Linked DNA regions of Homo sapiens: region 1 is linked to region 2. A link is an interaction called in ENCODE POLR2A ChIA-PET data of the cell type or tissue named here. Cell type or tissue: CD4-positive, alpha-beta T cell. All regions are shown on one strand. Links, peaks and the distances in the headings refer to the core of each region. The heading gives the core; the rest is flanking DNA.

Region 1 (8,920 bases), core at 561-8,560, 170 kb after region 2:
GATACGTTAATATCAACACTACTATTCACTTTATTACAGGAGGAGGAATGCCTTTCTGGCTTTTCCCAAAAACATCAAGGTTTGCACTGTGTTTTTGGAGACCTGTCAGTGCAAACACAAAACCAATATCCAGCTAGTAGAATTCCTTATATAATTCTACATTCTACAGACTGAAAAACTGTCCACGAGGGCTTCAGGATTCCCTGCATTGTCCTCAATGCTCTACCTTCCCTGTCAGACCCCCAGAAACTGAATTAGAGAAACATCTGAAGAAACAAGTTAGATAACGTATGTGGAACTCTTGATTTGGTGCTTGGTACAAAGAACATAATATTAAGAGAAACATACGAAAAAAGAACAACAGATTTTCTGGATGAATGGTACTCTCTTGCTCAGAGTTATTGTTAAGATGTGCTGTAAAAACCAAGTCAATGAGAAGGTGGCAAAACGTGGGTTAGACAAACCCCTTCCTCTTTAGGGATAGAAACTGCCAAATGCAACTTCTAAAAATGATGAAAGAAACCTCGAAAAATGAACTCGGTAGAATAGAAAGAACTTTGGTCTTGGAGGCAAAGATTTGTGTTTTCAGTCCCAGACATTTCTTACACCAGCTGTTAAACTCTACAGCCTATTTGGTCCTTGTGAAATACAGGGCTGGGATTCCATGTTCTGAAAGGTTTGCCTCAAATCTTGACATTTTACATGCCGATGAAAAGGAAAAATGTGGTTGGCAACAATGCTTTAAGAAGTGGCTCGCAGAAAGATTAGAATTCCTACTCAGCAACATCAGAGCCAGTAAACCCTCTCACCATTTTGACCACCGCCTCTCTTTACTTTTTAGGCTTGTCAGATAGACCTAAGGTCCAGAATTCACTGTGTGTATTTTAGAGGAACAATTATGTGTCCCACTTTCCCATTAAGTATAATCCTTACAATGACTAGTCTATGTGTAATTCAACAGTCCTATCCATAATAACTAGTCAAATTAAATCAGTATTTACAATATATAACGTATATTAATAAGAATAAATATTATGTATTATTTTAAGTATAATGTACCACTGAACCAGCATGGGACAAAAGAATAAGCAAATAAAAGCTTTTATGTTTAGATATACCAAGGCTCAACTCTGCAGTTTTATACTATACGGCAACATTTGCCTTTATAAGATTGAGGTATACAACCTATTTTCAGGGTGTTTGTGTAGGTTAAGGCAGTCCATTATGTCACACAGCGCAGGCACATAGCAAGTGCTCACTATTATATGGCAGCTGAGACAGCTATGTAGATAATTCAGATTGAGAAACAACCCAGTGTATCCCAAATTACCCAGACACTGTCTATATATAATATTCTCTTGGAGTAATCAGTATAGGATAACATAAGAACACTGGACTCAAAATCAGAAGACTGGAAATCAACTGTTGGCTCTATAATGATACCACTACAAATTAGACCACTAAATCTCAACTTAGGGGTGGGGTGAAATTCTTAACATCATCAAAAAGTTAAATTTGTTTTCAATAATTTGTGGGGGGGAAACTTAGATAAAATTAACTAACACCTTGCATTACAGAATTCTCAGTCATGCTTTCATGGCTCAGACCTGACCAGAGACTGTTTCTGCCAAGTTGAGATCTCCCGCGAGAAAACATCCAAAAGTTTTGTCATTATCTACCTATTGCTCGGAAATGGTTTATTCTGCCTGCTAACCACTCACAAACTTTGATATGATAACAAAGACTAACTGCTGCTTACAAATGCTCGTTTGATATTTAACTTGCTATTTTCTATTCAGGGCAAAATAACTATCTTGAAAATGGTTGTTAATTCTCAGCCACAGTGAATAGGAAATGCCAATCAAAAGTAGCTCTCAATTTGTAATTCATTTGCTATTCATTGCTGCTTTATTAACATACCTCATTCTCCTTTCCCTTTAGGAAATAAATACTCTGAAAGCAGATAATGATGCCCTAAAGATCCAACTGAAATATGCACAGAAGAAAATAGAATCCCTCCAGCTTGAAAAAAGCAATCATGTCTTAGCTCAAATGGAGCAGGGTGACTGTTCTTAGCCCAGAAACTAAGTAGCACAATCTGTAGATGAGTATAGTGATCTCATTTCCTAAACTGTAATGCACAGACCTGAGGAACTTTACACTGACCAGCTTTAAAACAGTACTTTAAAAGGAAAAGCCTGTTACTGTTTATTTACCTAAAAGATTCCTAATGTGCAGCACTGTTTTCTCTTTCAGTTAGTTGACTCAAAGGGGGAAAACTAAAGAATGCAAAACTTTTGCTATTCATACCACTGATGTTCATCAAAAGTATGCGATCTAAAACATGACTATCATTTCCTGACAATGGGGCATCTCGGTGGCCTGCCTGGCTGATTCTTCCTTAAAACTAAAATCTCTGGAAAATGGATTTGCTTCTTACCCTGTGTTTTCTGCAAACTGACTTACTTTGTTCCAGCCAAAGCTTGCTAATAATAGAAAACTACCCATATTCCAAAAGTAGATTTCCTCTGTATCCCAGCATACTTTGTGAACCTGGCTCCTTCTTCACTACCTCAGATCTAATCAATTAGTCCATGTACCCTCCTTCCTCACTACAGTCATAACACATGAGCATATCTACCTAGAAGCCAATTTCTACTGATGTAGCCACAACTTTTTAGAGGCCTATTAAACATGACGTTATCCAATTGCAGGTCAACTTATAGTTGTAGCCTTACAACTTACAGGCATCAGAAAATAAGTAATCAAATTAGGTACCTGGAAACATAGCTATTACCATCTCATATTACTGTCTAATTAAAATAAACATAACGCAAACATGTTTGTCCTTATATATTCTACAGTGGATAGAATTAGGAATTGATGGCTTAAAAAAAAAAGTCTATGAAGAGTCTGTTTAACTCTTCATGTTCCATCTTTCTCTTCTGAAGTAAACTATTTTGAAAGTTCTCTTTTTGAAATGAATTTGTGCTTAACTGTCTTCACTATTAATACTATTTAGAAATAAGCTAATTGGATCAGTGGCTTAAATAATAGCTGACTGTGTGTACATATGTATATAATATGTATATACAATATCAGGCATGCATGTGGCTTGGAATTTTGTTTCCTCCATAAAATGTGGAAGTGAATTAAACAAGTTTTAGTCATTTATACAAAGTCACAAATATAAAGTTCAGTTTGTCACAAGATTAAATTGCTCACAAGGTAAAATTGTATTGTTTGGCAAAATCACAAGTAACAATCCTGTGAGTTTTCTATTATGAAGGTTAATAATAAATGGGCTCATTTAGTTGCCTGGGCACCTATTCACAAATTCATTTGTCAGCCTCTTTTTAGTTCTCTTAAAAAAAAAAAAATCATATGATCATTTTCCTTTTTGGGGGTACTTAGCTTCCATGCCTATAAAGTCTGGTACCAGACTGACTTGAAATTCATAAACAAGTTGTCCAATTGCCAAGAATATGTTAACAATTAAAAGTTCCAAACTAAAGCCAATAGCACCAAGTCTTCATAAGAATACAAAGTATACATACAGTATTGCTTACCTGGAGGATTCAGATCATTTAGGAATTCTCTTTGATGAAAGATCAGTTCCCATTTGAGTTCCTCCTTGCACTGAGTTTTAGTGATATAGAACTAGCTTGTAGTTAGTGTTTCATTACATTATAAAGAATAGTTTTACACACGTATTTACCGTTTTCCAAATTTAAACTCAGAAATACCCAAAGCAGGCCTGCTTAAGCCCACTACCTGGCATATAAACTTATAGTAACACTTTGTTACTTTCTTTTTAATAGGACAAGCATGAGTTAGGACAAACTCTAAAAATTCATATTCTTCACTATTCTTGTTTTCCTTTGATTGATATAGACCAAAGATGGTGTACTCTAATTTTTTAAAACAGTAATGGAACACAATTTTTTTCATTCTTCCTCCTCTCCATTCGAAGTAAAGATCCCCAGTTAGTTTTTATATAAATAATCTATAGGGATTCAAAAGGTGTCACAGTCCACTTAATTAGTCAAATTAGCAATGGCTAAACAGTATCAAGTACTGCAGAATTTATCACTGAAATGGATAAGAGGAAATAGTTTAGTCACAGGTTTTTACAGTCCAGCAAGGGCCAAAGAGGTATAGTATACAAGTTAATAGTATTTGTGTTGAGCAACATGGGGCTAGTGGGATCACAGAAATCTGGAAAAAAAAAAAAAAGGCTTTGGCTTATCAAGCCTAGTGTAAATTTCTGCATCTCACACGACTTTAGTTTGGCCAGGTATTTATCTGCCAAAACAAGGACAAATCTTGTTGTATTAACAGCAGGGTCACTTCTCATTTTCTTTGCTGACTTACCTTTTTACTGACCGTTGTGAATTTCTGTCTCAAAATGTATAATATAGAAATGCAAGAAAAAAACAAATGTACAGATTGTAAAGTTTTTTGATACCTAATGTAAGTTTTCTTTGTGTAATATTTATATGATAAAAGACATTAGGATCCCTACAACACAAATGTCTTGTGTTTCTTCTGCTTCGTGACCCCGTAAACACTTTACCTGAATTTTTCCTATATTCCACAGCTAAGACCACTGCCCTATTCTATTAATCAAATTGAGTTTTCCTGGAAGGAAAGGCAAAGCAGCTATTCAGTTTAAAATTTTCTACATCTTTTTACAACACGAAGAAGTAACACTACAGAAATATTCAATCTCTTTCCATCTTATTCATAACTTACAGTGGTCCCCAAATATTAAGTCTATAAATACTTAACATTAAAGGAGACAGACTTGAGGTTGTCCCTTCTCTGTGGCTTTTAATTCCACAGTTTCATCTAAGCAAACTAGCATGTAAAGAAGAAATCCTTTGAAGCTATGGATAAAATTGGTAACGACAGCTCAATCCAGGTTACAGACCTACTCAGGGCAATTTATTTGTGGTCATGATTATTTAGAATGATCAGACATAGCCACAATTTTCCCTTAATCCCCAGCTAATTTTTGTTTAACCACACCAATGAAGAAAGAGGAAAAATTTCAGTCACTCAAATTCCTCTGTGGAATGCATTCTGGAACATTTAGATGGGGGTGTATTTATCATTTGGGCAATTCATAATACTTCATACAAAGTAATAAAGTCACACTGACAGCCTGATCCTGAAGGCAAGATTAAACTGCCTGCTCACCTTCCCCAATTTTCATCCCCACATTTCTCTAACCTGTGCTCCTTCCAAGGTATAGATAGTATCACTGCTCAGGACATTTTTCTGGTCACAAATTTTTTTTAGGTTGTCATGCCTCCTCTTGTCACAGATACAGGTAATAAGATGTTTTTTATTTAAAATGTTTTCCTTTTTCTGTTTAATGAGGCAAGGTTTCCCTGATCTGCAAAACAAAAGTAAGTTCAAAGAAAACCCTTGTTTCCCTTTTGATGTGTGCTTATGAGTAATAGTGTGGTGATTATGTTATAGACAGAATACATGCTCTTTATACGGTCGAGAGGAAAGATGACTACTTTAGGCAGAAACTCCCAGTAAGATCATGTCTATATTTGCTATTAGGTACCAGGCTGGACAAAAAGAGAAGAAAAAAGGGGAAGGACAATGAGGTAATTAAAAAATGAAATTGAGAACCAGGCAAAAAAGAATGAAAAGGAGGTATCAAAAAAAGTGTTGGATTTTAGGAAGCAGTGGAGTGCCATTCATCATACTCCATGTCGTATTGCACTCAATTTATAAAACATTTTCACACTATGGCCTTTCCCATTAAGGCCCCAAATTTCCTTCCTGCTATTCCAGATACTGCTCAGCAAACTGTTCTACAAAAGAAATTTTTACTGAACAAAGATTATCAGGAAAATCCCACCTTACAGGAAAGAGTAAAATATTAAGAGTCTACCTGATTCAGCTTTTCATTCAATTAAGGTTTATAGGAATGTGTACATAGGAGTGGTTTCAGCTCCAACACGATTCCAGGAGCAAGTGCTAAACTTTGATAGGAAATAAGTGATTGTAGTGAATAACCCAAGCAGCACTCCTATAAAGGTACAAAGAAATCTTATGGAAAATCTAATGAAACTGATAAACTATTGTTTCTGCCATATTTACCATAAACCTTTAGTGGTAAAAAAGTTGAAAGTAGTTGTAAATCTCCTTCATCAGCAACTAATGCTACCAAAAAAGAAGTGAGGCAGAAATGTAAAGGTTTTAAAGAAGATTTTTAAACAACTCTTGAAATATTTTACTCAAGTAGTTTTTTTCTTAAAAGTTTTTAAAAATTATTTTTCAGAGTTCATAGCTACTGATAAAGGTATTTTCTTAATTATGGAAAGCCTTTTTTTCAGCTATCACAAATGAAATTACATCTTTTCATTAAATATAAACACACAAAAAATAAATTTACAAATAACCAAAAAATTTTATATTTTCCTACCTTGAACACATTTCTTCAAAGGGTTAGCTTGAAAAATACATGTCTAAGATTACAGAATATTCAATAGTTACTTTTAGGGTTTTAACATTATTTTAGATTTTACCACAGAGTTTACCAAAAAAATAACAACAAAAAAACCTGCTAAACATCAAATACCACTTGTCCACTGGGAACAATTCAGCTTTCTATCAGTTGAGTTGGTTAGATCACATTAAGTTGTTATGTATAGGTATTGACCAGAAGCCTACAATGAGATACAGATTTTACACTAAGATTGAAAAAATTTATGGTACCAGCTCTTTTTCTCTTAACTTTCTACACTAAGAGAAAAATACATTACTTGGCCTACATCTTAAAGCATTCAAAATAGGCCCTCTGTAAGTTTTTAACAAATTGTATTTGTATTTAGGTCTTTAAGAAACAACCTGAGATGATGGTAAGTGTCTCATTCCTCATTTGACAAATGAGGACAAATCACTCCTTGAGAACTAAGGTCATTTCAATCCATAGCACCCCTGACCTAGTGCCATGATTCAAATTCACAACTCTTGATAGCTAAGACTTTGACTGCTCCAACTAGCAAATCACATATAGCCATTCCCTAACTTTGTGTTTCCCAAATCTAGCTGTGAATCAGAATTACCACAGGATGCCTTAGCCCTACCCTTGATCTACTGAAGCAGAAAATTACTGCCTTAATTCTGTGTGATACAGGTCAGCCTGCCTTTTAATATTTGGATATCTAAAGTGAGAGCATAAATGATGAAGAGACCAGTTTATAGGACTATTTCTCACACCGTCATGTAAAGTTGGTATGTGTCTTTGCTCCATTAAAGTATTTCTGACCTCAATCTTAAACTTTGCTTTGTCAAACAAAATCATGCTGATTTCAAATCCAATTAGAAAATAAGTATGTACAGTAAAAAGTAAACTTGGGCTTCAATTAATGAAACTTTAACAGAAACATGGCTAGAGAGGAATCTCCTCCTATAAGAGAAAAAAATGATTCACAACAACTGCCTACTAAATACAACTGGAAGTGCCTTTCCCTATTTTGTAAAATCGAATGAAAAACCCACAAAACACATCCACAGCAATACAGGTGAGGCAAGGGTCTATATTCCTTTCTATTACAGGTGGGGTCTTTTATATGTCTCAAACCTGAACAAAATACAGGTAACAATCTAAATTCAATCATGACAATAAAATACTTTCCATTTTCCAAGTCTGATGGTAATAAATATTTACATTTTAAAAAATAATTTTTGTTCTTTTTTTTGTTTTTTAAAAAGACACAACATGCTCAAGGGTACACAGAATATGGAAAAAGTCATCACTTCATTTGAGAGATCAACTGGTAATAAAAAACAATGTTCTTACATATTAACCAATTCAAGAGTGGTATCACCAGGGAGTCTAACATGGTGTTTACTTCAAAGATGATATTCAAGTATGTTATTTGGAACACTATTTCTAATGTATCTATAAAGAAGCAAGCACTGCTATCTAATTTTTATAGTTTTTAGTATCTTCTATATCCACCTCCTCCACCACCACCACCACCACCACCACCACCTCCTCCATATGGATCTCCATAGCCTCTTCCACCATAGCCCCCTCTTCCACCATAACCCCCTCTTCCACCATAATCTCCCCTGCCTTGGAAACCTCCTCTACCACCTCCTCCTCCTCCCCCCCACCCTCCTCCCCCTCCCCCACCACCTCCCCAACCTCCTCCTCCACCCCCCCAGCCACCTCTCCCACCCCCACCCCCACCACCTCCTCTACCACCACCTCCACCACCACCACCCCAACCACCCCTTCCACCGCCGCCTTCTTGTCTCTTTTGCCAAGGGGGCATTTCTGGAGGTGGTGGTTCAATTTCATTCGGCCGGCCTCCCCTGTCAGGCACCCTTCCCATCAGCACCTGTGTGAAGAAACATTTTCTTTTAGTTCCTAATATTTCAAAAAAGTTTACATAAAAGTTTCAAGTGATGTTGTTTCTAATAAACAGAAGCCAATATTTAAGGACATGAAAGTACCAGACATGGCAGAACAAATTAATATTAAAAATATTAAGTGTGGAAGGATAAGGAGAAATCTGTTAAAGGATACAAAATCACGGCTAGACAGAAGTAATAAATTCTAGTGTTCTATACCATTGTATGATGACTGTAGTTAATATATAGTTTCAAATAGCTACAAGGAGGATATTGAATGTTTCCAACACAAAGAGATGATAAATGTTTGAGAGGGATATGCCAATCACCCCGTCTGATCACTATACATTGTATGTATCAAAACATCACTATGTACCTCATACATATGTACAATTATGGTGTTTCAATTTAAAAAATAATTTTTTTACTTCCTGTTTACCAAGTCTGAAGAAAAAAGAAAAAAATGAATGGTTTTAAAAAGGAAATATGAAAAAATATAAAATGTGTGATACATGACAAATTCCTTAGTGTA
Region 2 (8,920 bases), core at 383-8,382:
AAGGTGTAAAGCATTGATGTTTTCTAAGTAGCTGTCTCTCTCAGAACAGCACTATGCTGGGCATTTTTGAAAGCACAAGAAAGCAAAGACTTTTCTTATTTATAGAATTGAGGAAACCAATGGTTTTAGCTACTGGCTCTTGGCATGCCTATAATAAGAGAGTCATGATTTACAAAGATACTATTTTTAAGAGTTGTTCTGAGTTTTAAATTCCTACTTTAAGATCTCTCATTTTTCTCTTCCTTACCTTAAACGTTAACTGAATTGGCTATTTTTTTTTTTGATGTTCATGTTTTTGTTCTTGTACATAAATGGTTCCCAACCTGGCTTCACATTAGAATCCCCTGGGAATCTGTAAAAAAGTAATGCCTTCCCCCAAGACCAATTATATAAGAATCTTTCAGTCTGAGCATCAGTATTTAGAAAAGCTCCCTAAATGTTTCCAAAGGGCACTCCTGAGTGAGAACTCCTGCTATCGACAGTATAACAAGATCATTCTGTAGAAACTTTAGTGAAAATCAGTTTTGCCTATTAATTTAGTCAAAAGTTCTGAGTATGTGAACAGGCCCCATGTGGGACATAAAACCAACTGTACCTATTTCAAGACCTGTAGATGCCAGTGGATGACTTCAGAGAGTCTGTAGAAAATTCCAGAATTTAGTCACTTCAAGTCTGGGACCCATTTTATTTATTTATTTATTTATAGAAACAGACAATGCATTCTGGATTGTCTGTGGTAAGCATTACATTTGTGCCTCACCATGTAGTTTTCCAAGAGTTTCTTTTGTCAAAATCTTTTCCCAGAGACTGACCAAAACTTCTACCCACTCACAATGGCCCTGGAACTCCTTTTGCAAAATAGGTATGTTCTAGCTGGGCCTATCTGGTAACAGATATAATGCATACTTGACCAGAGTCTAAAATTTAGAACTAGATTGGCAGTGTTTGCTATCAAGAAGAGGGACATAAGCTCATGTGCTATCAGTCACTGCCTTCAGTGACATTTCTTTCCCTACCTTGACTCTGAAAACTAAGTCCACACTGAGTGCAGGATGGCTAATGCTGAGATTAGATGAGGGCAGAGGGCCAGGAGGACAGCGTGGAGGACCAAGGTCAGCAGCATGAAATGGTAACTCATGGTGGCATTCTCTGTGTGAGTGACCATGAACACCTGAACTTTAAATGTGTGTATTAGAATCTTCCTTTGGAATTTAATTTCTTGACATATATTTTGTCTATATATACATATATATAATTTGTTGAGAATATATGCCAGGAAAAACACTCAATGGAAACTAATGCTGTCTAACTTGAAAAGTAAAGGCCGGGTGTGGTGGCTCACAGCTGTAATCCCAGCACTTTGGGAGGCTGATGTGGGTGGGTCACCTGAAGTCAGGAGTTCAAGACCAGCCTGGCCAACATGGTGAAACTCCGTCTCTACTAAAAACACAAAAAATTAGCCAAGCATAGTGGCAGGTGCCTGTAATCCCAGCTACTCCGGAGACTGAGGCAAGAGAATTGCTTGAATCCAGGAGGCAGAGGTTGCAGTGAGCCAAGATCACGCCATTGCACTCCAGTCCGGGCAACCAGAGTGAAACTCCATCTCAAAAAAAAAAAAAAAAAAAAAAAGAGAAAAAAAGAAGAGAGAGAGAGAAAGAAAAATAAACTTTTGGAAAGCCCATCAGTACGTTAGAGAATTGACAGAAAGCTAAAAGCCCTAGGCTCAGAAAACACAAGCAAGGCGTGTTATGTATGATGCCTTGCTGGCATCATCACTTCTAGACATTTGCTGTCACCATTTCTGGCCCCACTGCCACTGGACACTCACCATTACTATTTGCCCCTGGACTCTGAATTCCATCACAACTGTGAATAACCCCAACAGCGCCATCAAAAGTAGTGTGTTTGCTAAATGGAAGTTAGAATTGGGACCATCCGTGAAAACATAAACCATAGATTATAAGTTCCTTGAGCTCAAGGAACAGGCCATGTCCACCTCTCCACCATTAAAACACTGCCTTGCCTAAAATGGTGTTCTGTAAATATTTGTGAATAAACCAAAGAAAAAGAAATGAATTGACATGACATCATATGACATGGAGTGACAGCATGAAATGCAGACAACAAATGATGAGAAGCAAAACATTATCACAGAGTAATTTCTGTGCTGAAAATTTTAGACCTAACAACTTAGGAGTTTCAGACAATGGGTAATCATTTTCTTCATCCAGCCTTCAATTTCTCTATGGTAAAATAAGCATGAGAACTGCCCTGTCCCTGTCATGGGGTTGGTTGTTTCAAGACTAGAATAAGTACTTTGAAAACGGAAGTGCAATGTTTTATAGGATAGAGCTCTAAGGGTTTTAAATAAACTCCTAGTAAGAGATACCAATCAGAGACCCTAAAGCAACCCCACTCCCAACACTCGAATGTCAGAGTCCCAACTTGGAGAGAGATTGCCTGTCATAGGTAGTCTACAAGCTGGTTGCTTCCTATCTTTGTGTTGCAATGGGGATTTCTTAAGGAAGTTCTCAGCTAGACTGGTGTGAACACAATGAAAGGAGAAGAGTAAGAACTGGGCAATTTATATGCAAGAGGTTTTATTTCCCATGGTGTCTGAACAAAGTTAACTCCTTCATACATCCTACAACTCAGAGCTGAACTGAGATATTCAGCCCAAAACCTTGACTTTTACAGGCGGTCAGCAATTAGAGGTAAACAATTTGGTATATGTATTCAATATTAAAGGGCTACAAAAGTCATAAGCTTTTTGAGGACAGGGAATATTTTTCTTTTTTTTTCTTTCTTTTTTTTTTTTTTTTTTTTTTGAGCCAGCTTCTCGCTCTGTCACCCAAGCTGGAGTGCAGTGGTGCAATCTCAGTTCACTGCAACCTCGACCTCCAGGCTCAAGCAATCATCCCACATCAGGCTCCCAAGTAGCTGGGACTACAGGCATGTACCACCACACCCAGCTAATTTTTATATCTTTTTTGTAGAGACTGAGTTTCACCATGTTACCCCAGCCAAGCTGGTCTCTAACTCCTGGACTCAAGGGATTCACCCGCCTTGGCCTCCCAGAGTGCTGGGATTACAGGCATAAGCCACTGCACCCAGTCGGGAATATTTCTTATATGTGTGTATTTTTTTTCTTCCAGCACTTTAAATAAGTCCTAACATATAAGTTTTTAATAAGTGTTGCTGAATTAACATGAATAAATAAATATGTGGATATATATGGTCTGATATAGAATCATTTCCTTAACCAGAGCTGCCAATATGCAGCATGAGTGGGCACACATAAACTATTAAAAAGCGAGCTAAGAGATGGTGAATAAATAAGAAAACAAAGATTAAGAGAACTCCATCCTCAAACTATTGAAAATGCCCCTCTGGGTTACCACTGATATTCTTATGCATCGAATCACCCTCTGATCACTGGTTTAAAAAGAAATAATTTCCCTAGGCATCACACCTCGTCCTGGTGAAAAACTTAAGTACTACCTATTGCGAGGGTTATAGAGCGAAAGAATGAAAAAGATTTTCAGAAGACAGGTACTTCAGTATGACATCCTGCATTTGTATTTTACCTTTTACTTTTTCAAAGTGTGTTCACTGTACCATTTCCCAACAATCCTCAACACAAGCTGATGAAGTGGATAAGATTTTTATCTACATTGAAATACACAAACCAGCCGGGCGTGGTGGCTCATGCCTGTAATCCTAACACTTTGGGATGCTGAGGCAGGCAGATCACTTGAAGTCAGGAGTTCAAGACCAGCCTGGCTAACATGGTGAAACCCTGTCTCTACTAAAAATACAAAAATTAGCCAGGCATGGAGGCATGCACCTGTAATACCAGCTACTCGGGAGGCTGAGGCACAAGAATCACCCGAACCCAGGAGGTGGAGGTTGCAGTGAGCCGAGATCACTCCAGTCTGGGTGACAGAGCGAGACCTGTGAAAGAAAGAAAAGAAAAAAGAAGGAAGGAAGGAAGGAAGGGAGGGAGGGAGGGAGGGAGGGAGGGAGGGAAGGAGGGAGGGAAAAAGGAAGGGAGGGAGGGAGGGAGGGAGGGGAGGGGAGGGGAGGGAGGGAAGGGGAGGGGAAGGGTGAAGTGACTCATCCACAGTTACGCATCATTATGAATAGAAAGAACCAGGACAAGATGGGCCTTGTGTCACCACAGTGAAGACTCTGAACTCCTGTCAGTCATCCTGTGTGACTTTTCCTCTACCCCTAAAGGTTCAGGTGAGTTGCCCACAGTGGGCACAGCTGATCTGACAGCTCTTAGCTGGGGCTGATGCTGAGACTCTGGCTGAGAAATGTTACTTTCAAGCAGACTGAACAGAAAGTGCTATTTCTGAATTGCTATCTTAGGGAGGGGATGTCAAATGAAATGTAATTTCCGAGGTTCTGGGTTTTGTTTTGTTTTTGTCAACTCAGGCAGGAGAGATGTTCTGTACCACGGAAGGAGCAGGGAAGGAGGAAGGGAGGCTGGCAGCATGAGAATAGACCATTCCAATTAAATTCTACAAAGTGAGAACTGTGCAGAGCTGCTAGAGGTGAGTAAACTTTCTTGAAAAGAGATGCAAATTGGAAAATTTAGAGAGAAACAACAATAGATGTTGGTGTAGGGACTCTACTCAACCCATGTGGTTTGTTCACACTGACCACACGTAGGAATGCTGGCCACTCAAATAAACTTTGGACCCTAGATTCCCCTTTACTTGAACTTCATGGAAAAGGTGACATGAATAGAGGAGGGAAGAGCTAACATATATTACCAACTGATCAGCAGAGACAAACGTCACAGCCATCTCAACTGTCAAAAGGTTTATTAACAGATTTGGGAAAATAAAGAGAAGCACATACGAAACAGAACAATTCAAGCCAATGAGTAAGCAAGTGCTTTGGGCTATACACAGGACCAAAGTTCTCGATATACCGTAAAGGGAGGGGTGACGCTGGGATCTTCACCTAGATCATGTCACACAGTCATGTGTTCTGAGAGAAGAGTGGAATTTTCGCAGAGGAGAAGTTGTTAATGGCTGCACTAATTTCCCAGGAATCATGACAAACTGGTTTATTTTTCCCCAAACAGATTTTTCAATTAGTAAAAACTAAATAATACAGCTCCCCCAAAATGGACAAATGACATGAACATTTTTTTATAAATTATCCAGTGATTGAAAATAATATCAGCAACTTAAGTACAAATTAACAATAAGAAAATGGCAGGGGCTGGGCACAGTGGCTCACGCCTGTAATACCAGCACATTGGGAGGTCAAGGAAACAGGATCGCTTGAGCCCAGTTCAAGACCAGCCTGGGCAACACAATGAAACCCTGTCTCCACAAAAAATACAAAAATTAGTCAGGCATGGTTGCATGTGCCTGTGGTCCCAGCTATTAGAGAGACCAAGATGGGAGGATTGCTTGAGCCCGGGAGTTTGAGGCTGCAGTAAGCTGAGATCACCTCACTGCAGCTGCAGTGAGCCAAGATCATACCACTGCATTCTAGCCTGGGTGACAGAGTAAGATACTGTCTCAAAAAAAAAAAAAAAAAAAAAAAGGCAGGGCTGACATTTCTCCTTTCATAGTACAAGCTCTTCATCAGCTTCAATAGGAGGTAAGCAGAAGGATGACTTTTTCAGATATGACAGGGTATCAACAAAGTTTTGAAATTATTGAAAATGAAATAATATTTGAGATATAAATTTATATCTATTATTAACAATGAACCATGTCCTTAAGTGAATACTTTTCCTTGAGACCTGAGCTAGTAAAAATACTAAGACATCACAATTAGCATATTTTAAAAGACTGTTTATTTTATTTTTTATCTCACCTTTTACAATTCCTTTTAGCTGGGCACCATGGCTCAAGCCTACATAATCCCAGCACTTTGAGAGGCTGAGGCAGGAGGATTGCCTGAGGCCAGGAGTTCAAGACAGGCCTGGGCAACATAGCAAGACTCCATCTCTCAAAAAATAAAGATAAAAAATAAATTAGCCAGGTGTGGTGGTACATGCCTGTAGTCCCAGCTACTCTGGAGGCTGAAGCAGGAGGATTGCTTGAGCCCAGGAGTTTGAGGCTGCAGTGAGCTATGATCACACCACTGCATTCCAGCCTGGGCAACAGAGGGACTCTTACTCTAAAAAAAAAAAAAAAAAAATGAATAAACAAAAGTTAGTAATAAAAAAATAAAATTTATCTCATTTCTACATGGTGTTTTAAAGCAGTTGTAGGTATATATTTTAGAAAATGAATAAACACATATACTAGGAGATGTGCTGAAAAATGCTCCTCTGACAGAGGTAAGGAATCAGAAAAGCAGAGATCATTGGCTTCATAGTGAAGCAGCAGAAATTCAGAAGGCAATCAGTCAGTTGAAGTCGGTGCTAGAGTTTCATAGAATTTGGATTTGAGGTGCATAGAGATGGTGAGTCCAAGTGAAAGAAAAAGTGTCAACAAAGGCACGAAGAAAAGAACGTTAGAGACAGATATGACTACTCTGGGGCTGGCACTGGGAGGAATAAAGGTGTAATAGTTCACTTTGGGACATACTTGCCTCCTAAAAACCGGAAGTCTCCTAGGCTTTCATCATCTCCTGGTCTCACCCTCAATTTTGTCTGTCCCTAGCCTCAGCTATCGCCTCTGAGATGAGCCCCACAGACATATCTTTATATCAAGGCTGTCTTTTCCAGGTGCCAGCTGGATAGCTCCTCACATCTCCCTGACTCCTCACATTCCACAAGTTCAAAACATTTCATCAGCCTGAACCACCCCTTCACCAGTCTCCATCCTCTGACATCCTCTCCCTTTGCATTACAACCATGTAAAGGGATCTGTTGGACAAGTGTCTGTTTATTGTCCCTAAAGCTACTTTTTATACGTTTTTCATGAGGTAAAGCTATTATTATTTAACAAATATTTATTGAATATCTACCATGTGCCAGGCACTGATAAAGATATCCTGACTACATCAGTGGGGAAAACACACAATGATCCCTGATAAAGAAAAAGAAGAACATCTAAGTTTAAAATAATAAATCTACAGGTAAAATGAAATGCCAAGTCCACCAATTACCTGATCTACAAGAAAGATTTCTGTGAGACACTCGGCAACAACATCTGTTATTTTACAGGAGTAATATCCTGATGTTTGGAGTCAAACAGGTCTGGGTTCAAATCCCAGCTCAGTCACTAAGTTTAGCCTCTTAGGCAAGTTACCTGCAGCCTGCTTCCTCATCTGCAAAATAGGCCTAAAAATACAAAATTGGGGTGTTGTAGGTTTCTATGAAATAATACATGTAAGTACTTTACACATAGTTGGTGCTCAATGTTAGTTTTTCTTTAATAAATATGCTCATGTTGGTTTCACTGAGAAATGGTGCGTGTGTGTGTGTGTGTGTGTGAGACATACAAATAAATCAAGTTGAAGAGATAACGTGGCACGGGGGAGCTGAAGGACGAGGTCCTACCCAACCACTGCTGCCTCCTCTATGGAAGCTTCTCAACTTCCCGGTCAGAATTCACTTTTCCTGGGCCCAGGAATTATTTCTAGACCACAGTGATTTTTACTGCGGTGATGTCTATATCTTCATTGCTACAATTCTTGAAGGCAGTGTCTTACATTTCATGTCCCCTTCAGCACCCAATACTGTGCCAACCACAAATATTAGCCTTGTGGAATTCAGGTAGCTAATCATGTCCTAGCAAGACATTTTATAAAACTAGATGAAAGAATAATGGCATAGGTCATGTATTAGTCGCCTTGGGCCTCCATTACAAAATGCCACAGACCAGGTGGCTTAAACAACAGAACTTTATTTTTTCTCATTTCTGGAAGCTGGGAAGCCCAAAACCAAGGTGCTGTCAGAGTTGGTTTCTAGTGAGGGCTGTCTCCCTGGCTTGCAGATGGCCCGCTTCTTGCTGTATCCTCCCATGACCTTTCCTCCATGGGAACAGCAGAGAGGGAAGGCTCTCTGGTGTCTCATCCATTTCTTATAAGGATCCCAGTCCTATCGGAGTAGGGCCCCATTCTTATGACCTCATTTAACCCTAATTACTTTTTCTTTTTTTTTAGATGGAGTTTTGCTCTTGTTGCCCAGGCTGGAGTGCAATGGCGTGATCTTGACTCACTGCAACCTCTGCTTCCTGGGTTCAAGCAATTCTCCTGCCTCAGGCTCCTGAGTAGCTGGGATTACAGGCGTGCGTCATGTCTGGCTAATTTTTGTATTTTTAGTAGAGACGGGGTTTTACCCTGTTGACCAGTCCGGTCTCGAACTCCTGAACTCAGGTGATCCGTCCGCCTCAGCCTCACAAAGTGCTGGGATTACAGACGTGAGCCACTGTGCCTGGCCAACCTTAATTACTTCTTTAAAAGGCCCTGTCTTCTAATACGGCAGCATTGGGAGTTAGGGCTTCAACATATGATTTGGGGAGAGACAATTCAGTCCGTAACAGGTCCTTACCTTTATTTTCATCTGCAAAAAGAAATGTTAATTAAAGGGAGAGAGAGATTTGTTGTCCCTGATCTCGTAAAACTCACATCTATCTTCATCTATCAAGACTTGAAGACAAGGTTAGAAATGAAGAAAGAGGCAGGAAATAATGAGGAGCCCCCTCATGCAAATTGTTTCATTAGGGAAGAAAAACTAGTAATCAGGGAATTAGGAGTCTAGAGCTTAATGCCAACAAGGCCATTTACTTACTATGCACTAATCTCAGGCAATGCATCTAGCCTGTCTTCATTTTCTATTCTATAAAATGAGGTTAAGATTTCCCGCTACAAAAAAGATTCTGTGATTCAAAAATAAGGTAATATTTTCCATTTTAAATAATATGCTTTCCCCTTATTAATGTTTTCACACTCACTGTCTTTGAAAACATACTTAATCTTGGTTATTTTTACATTGTTT

What was found. ChIA-PET counts read pairs that join two places held together with the same protein. Peaks named below come from ENCODE experiments on the same cell type or tissue, not always from the same donor. Only the 100,000 strongest peaks of a DNase experiment are listed, where the experiment ranks them.
Region 1: POLR2A ChIA-PET joins it to region 2 with 8 read pairs; 6 of 35 experiments call an interaction of 5 or more read pairs at or near these places.

What each region holds. Positions count from the first base shown.
Region 1 is chr15:38,483,710-38,492,629 of GRCh38, reverse strand. FAM98B (family with sequence similarity 98 member B) reads right to left here. Exons shown (of 8, transcript NM_173611.4): 8 at 4,920-8,375. The coding sequence ends at 7,971. RASGRP1 (RAS guanyl releasing protein 1) reads left to right here. Exons shown (of 17, transcript NM_005739.4): 17 at 1,942-4,527. The coding sequence ends at 2,076. Among named protein-coding and RNA genes, the nearest start is that of FAM98B, 34 kb to the right of the region's middle. In CD4-positive, alpha-beta T cell, for the core only: no CTCF peak of the experiment used is centred there; a DNase peak (open chromatin) is centred at 5,459; H3K27ac peaks cover 1,643 bases.
Region 2 is chr15:38,656,215-38,665,134 of GRCh38, reverse strand. No RefSeq gene overlaps it. Among named protein-coding and RNA genes, the nearest start is that of LINC02694, 36 kb to the left of the region's middle. In CD4-positive, alpha-beta T cell, for the core only: no CTCF peak of the experiment used is centred there; a DNase peak (open chromatin) is centred at 4,204.